Linked DNA regions of Homo sapiens: region 1 is linked to region 2. A link is an interaction called in ENCODE POLR2A ChIA-PET data of the cell type or tissue named here. Cell type or tissue: IMR-90. All regions are shown on one strand.

The links. Peaks named below come from ENCODE experiments on the same cell type or tissue, not always from the same donor. Only the 100,000 strongest peaks of a DNase experiment are listed, where the experiment ranks them.
Region 1: POLR2A ChIA-PET joins it to region 2 with 8 read pairs; 3 of 35 experiments call an interaction of 5 or more read pairs at or near these places.

Annotation. Positions count from the first base shown.
Region 1 is chr1:158,101,072-158,103,571 of GRCh38, reverse strand. No RefSeq gene overlaps it. Among named protein-coding and RNA genes, the nearest start is that of SMIM42, 26 kb to the left of the region's middle. In IMR-90, no CTCF peak of the experiment used is centred here; a DNase peak (open chromatin) is centred at 1,411.
Region 2 is chr1:158,018,281-158,020,780 of GRCh38, reverse strand. All of the region lies in intron 1 of KIRREL1 (kirre like nephrin family adhesion molecule 1), which reads right to left. Among named protein-coding and RNA genes, the nearest start is that of KIRREL1-IT1, 6.0 kb to the left of the region's middle. RefSeq lists enhancers at 928-1,222, 759-1,444. In IMR-90, a CTCF peak has its summit at 1,223; a DNase peak (open chromatin) is centred at 1,090; H3K27ac peaks cover 2,457 bases.

The DNA.
Region 1 (2,500 bases), 83 kb before region 2:
CCTTGGGCAAACGGAGACATCTTTCCTGATGTCTCTAAGGAAGAGGCAAAGGAGGGAAAGGGACAGATGGCCACTGCTTCCCTTTCTCTAGGCTAACAAAAGCTCACCTTTACTGGGTATTCACTTGCTAAGAACTCTGCTAAGCATTTTCCATGGGATAGTAACTATTACTAGTCCACTTCACAGAGGAGAAAAGAGACATGCAGAGAGGTAAAGTAACTCACCCAAGGAGCAAATGGAGAAGGCAGGGTTTTAGCACTACCTGTACTAATCAGGATAGGATATACTGTGTTGCAGTAACAAACAACCACAAAATTTCAATATCTTAACAAAGATTCATTTCTCCCTCAAACTACATATTCACCATGGGTTGGCTAAAGGGCTCGGGACCCAGCCAGACAGATTCCACTATGACAAAGCCATACCATTTGGAATAAATGGGCTCCTGTCGCTAGGGCAGAGGAAGACAATGCTGGAGGATCTCACACGAGCAATTAAATGCTTTGGTCTGGAAGTGACATGCCACTTCTGTTTATAGTCAGCTTGGCCTTGTCTAACAGCCAGGGAACTCAGAGAATTCAATATGAATAAGTACTGGTCATGTCTATCGGCTTGGTAGACCGACTTGAAGGTCCATGCTTTTAATCACCATGCTATACTACTTTATCAAGCATGAACTCTGTCAGGCCTCTGAGCCCAAGCCAAGCCATCGCATCCCCTGTAACTTGCACGTATACATCCAGATGGCCTGAAGTAACTGAAGATCAACAAAAGAAGTAAAAATAGCCTTAACTGCTGACATTCCACCATTGTGATTTGTTTCTGCCCCACCCTAACTGATCAATGTACTTTGTAATCTCCCCCACCCTTAAGAAGGTACTTTTTAATCTCCCCCACCCTTAAGAAGGTTCTTTGTAATTCTCCCCACCCTTGAGAATGTACTTTGTGAGATCCACCCCTGCCCGCAAAACATTGCTCTTAACTTCACTGCCTATCCCAAAACCTGTAAGAACTAATGATAATCCACCACCCTTTGCTGACTCTCTTTTAGGACTCAGCCTGCCTGCACCCAGGTGAAATAAACAGCCATGTTGCTCACACAAAGCCTGTTTAGTGGTCTCTTCACACAGATGCACATGAAAAACTCCCCTAGGATAAATTCCTTTTATGTATTGTGTTTATGGTTTGCTTCTCCTCCCTCTTTCCTTCCCTCCATACCTGCATTCCTCCAGCACATGCTGAGAAACTACATGCACTCTGTTGGGTGATGGATACTAAAATAAATGATACATGCTCTCTGCCTCTCAGTGACCTTCTTTTAGGAGGAAAGTGCTAATGTGTCATACACAACATCCTGTTATCAAAGCAGAAGGGCTATAAATGAGATGAGATCAGTGACATAATAGCTAACCCACGAGACTTCCAGAGAGGAATAGAAGGTGAGTAATGAGTCAGGCAAGGCTTCCTGTAGGAGATGGCCTTTGGGCTGGGCCTTGAAGATAAGTAAAACTTAGAAATGGGAAAGTAAAGGGACTCCAGGCAGAGAAAAGAGCTTGGACAAAAGCACAGAGGGAGGAAAGTTCAGGGGCATACCACAAACAAGGCATAATTCCATTTAACTGTGTTGAAATGTAGGGTAAGTGAAAGGGAGGGTTGTGAAGTAAGTGAAAGATGTGGGGTCATCTCATGGAGAAATTTGAACTCACACAGGAGTGTGTTTATGCCTGGGCCAATAGCTCCTGTTGTGACACAAATGCCTCACAATGAGGGGGTGGCTTTTACAACTTTGCAAAGCCAGATGATAAAGGGGCTGTGTCATTATTACTTATCCTCAGGCTGGAGGTGACTTAGAGGGGCTGGGGCTCCCATCACAGAAAGAGGCCTAATACACAGGGACAAAGTCCTGTGGCCTTTCTTGTGGCTGAGAGTTGGTTTAGGCCCTTGGGGCCTTATGTAGTGCCCTATACAGACTCGTCCCAAAGAACCTGCTGGCCCTGTGCTGGGGTCTGGGGATGTGGAGATGAATAAATGTATCCCAGGTGGACACATAACATAGGAAGCGCCCCAGCACCACTTGGCCTAATAGTATTCACCTGTGCCTCCACATTTGCACAACTTTGCTTCCTCTCCTGGTCTTTTTTCCCTACTCTTTTCTGTTTGCTTTTGTATTCTATCAATGCCATTTTTACCTATGCCAGTGCAACTTACCTCAATGCAGCCTCCAAATATACCTGTACGTCGGCCTCTCATTCCCATCTGGATTGGATTCACCTTGGGCTACCTATAGGTTCTTGGTCCTGGCTACATGCCTCCAAACCCCAGGCCCCATGGCACCTTGCACCCTTCCTCAGCTGCAGCTCCTGTGCCGTGACTTCTAGCCCTCTTGGAAATGGGTTGCATTATTTCGAAAGTATTTTTTCAGCTCTTACATCCTGTCTTCCTCTCTGACTATGTTGGGTGTCCCTTGTGTACAAAAAAGGCTACGGTAAACTGTCTTGAG
Region 2 (2,500 bases):
TAATATTTAAAAACTGTTTGCATTCTCTGAGCACATATTACGTGATAGTACCAGGAGCTGAGCTGGAAGAGAAACTAGACTTTGAGTTAAACATTAATTATAGGGATCTACCAAGTGGATAATCCACACTCAAATAACTGGGATATTCACTCAACGGCTTTTTTTTTTTTTTTTTTTTTTGATTTACTGTATGGCAGTCATTCTGCTCTATGCTGGGGAAAAGAGGCAAGAGACGGAAGTTACAGATATAAACAAATCATAGTCCCTATCCACAAGTAGCATTATAGTCTAGTGCAGGAGCTTAACAACCCACTATGATTAAAACAGAATGTATGATCTTTTGGAATTTCAAAGCAATTTGCTTTGGAAGCCCCCCAAAAATAATAGTTCATTCTTTGGGGGGAGTTGAGAAGACTACCTTAAGAAAGTGGCATGGGGGGTGCATCTTGAAGGCAAATCCAGATCTCAGAGAGTAAAGGATGGGAAGTGGGGTCATTGGGACTGATGCAGCAGTGTTAGCTAGGTATGGAGGTGAGAAAATGTATGGGCTATCCAGGGAACATCATCTTCCCGGAGGTGATGACTGGGATATCCTGACCAGGTGCTCTGGGAGGAGAGCTCAGAAAGAGAGAGACCTGACTGGTTTCACCCTTAGAGCAAAAGGAAATTCTGTCCACCCCAAGACCCCTTCCAATGTGCTCCCTGCACAGCCATCATTTATTTCAGCAAGACAGTTCTTGCTCCTAAAGCAACTTCCTTTCCACTGGCTATTCTGAAGAACTAAAAAAATTCACCCTGGGAAAAATGCTTATCCCGGGCCACAGCAGTCTATTTTTGACTTCAAACTTACTCAATTCAGGACTAATTTCTCTGGGATTCCCAGACTTGGGACTTTCTTTACCGGGGTCGGGGGTGTTATGCTTGGGGCCTCTCTCATAGCCATCAGCCCCTCCAAACCCTTCTGATTTGCTGCAGCTTTAAAATTGCAAGGGAAAAAAAGATGGAGAGAAGGCAGTTCTCTGCCTCTCCTGCCTCTTTCTCTTGCTCTGCGGTTAAGCTCAGCAATGATCCTACAAGCCTGGAATTTGAGGAATTTCCTGCCCCGTGCTCCCTGGAAGAGCTGAGAGAGACCTAGCAATTAGGCCTGGAGTTTCCACTCCTGCCTCCCTCCACCCAAGTTAAGTGCCCTGAGTGAAAGCCTCAGTCTAAGGGGGTCAGTGTGGAGCTCAGCCTGGGATGTGTCTGTGGCCTTAACTTTCAGCCCAAATGCGACCCCCATATAGTCACCCCAACAGCCATGCCCTCCTACCTCCCCCTCTCAATCACCCAAAGAGTATCTGCCAAAATGCTCCAAATCCTTTCGTTTGCCCATCTTAGAGTGTAGTAATGATACTAGTACAGGACATAACAGAGTTAATTCCTTCCAGAATCCATCTGGTCCTTCTGAAATTGTCTGAGAATAATTCAATGCCTTTTTTTTCCACCTTCCCTTCCTCTAACATCACAGGAGCAGAGCTATGCCTCAGCTCTTTATTCCTTCTCCTCCAGTCTGCTCCTCTCTCTTGTCCCTTCTCCCTTTTCTTGCCTTTGTCCACATGTTCATCATGACAATGCACTGACTTATTCGATTTGTGCCCTTGTTCCGTGTCCGCTATAGGCTGAGGGTCTTAGATCTGCTCCTTGAGCACATTTCTGTCTTGGGAATTTCTAGAGGGCAGAGTGGAGGCTCTGGACCTCTATTTACTTGGTTCAAGCCAGAGAAACGGGAACAGGAATAGGGAAGTAGGGAAGGTGTTCCCAAGTCATCCGAATGAACCTTATGTAACTTCTTTGCTGCAGCAACTGCAACAGCAGAAGCAAATTTCTCCTCCTAATTATGTTTTGTTCAGGCTAATAATAAAATTGGTTCATCTTCTCTCGTAGCACATCAATCGATGGCTGGATACCAGGTACTGGGGCAAAAAGCAGCCTGGGATTTAAACGCTTGCCACAAATGGTTCTCAAACTGGCCCATCGACCCTCATCAGATGGCCTCCAGGGAAGGAGGCCCCCTCTTTACCCTTCCCCTCTTTTTCCAGGGCTCCTCCTTGTCTGGGTGTCCAGCTTTATGTTTGCTTCCTCATTCTAGCAGTCCCATTCTTGACACCCTTTCAATAATGCCCCATGCTACTTTTTGCTTTCGCCCTTCCTCCAATCAAGGGACATCTCTGAGTCTTTTCTCCTCAAAGTCCTAGAGCAGCTGACCAATTAGAACCTTGCTTCCCTACAGGCCACACTGCATTCCCAGGTTGGCACCATCTCACGCTCTGATGCCTCCTGGCTCCATGGCCATGCTATGAGCTGCCTCCTACCTGCCCACAGGTCTCTCCCGGGGCTTCACCAGCTTCACCATCACCAGCCCTCTACATCAGTTCCCACAGCCCTTCCCCTGCCCCCTGACTCTGCCTACTCCCTGCTTCATTCCCTTTCTGGGAAGTATTAGGCTGGGACCTGTGGTGTG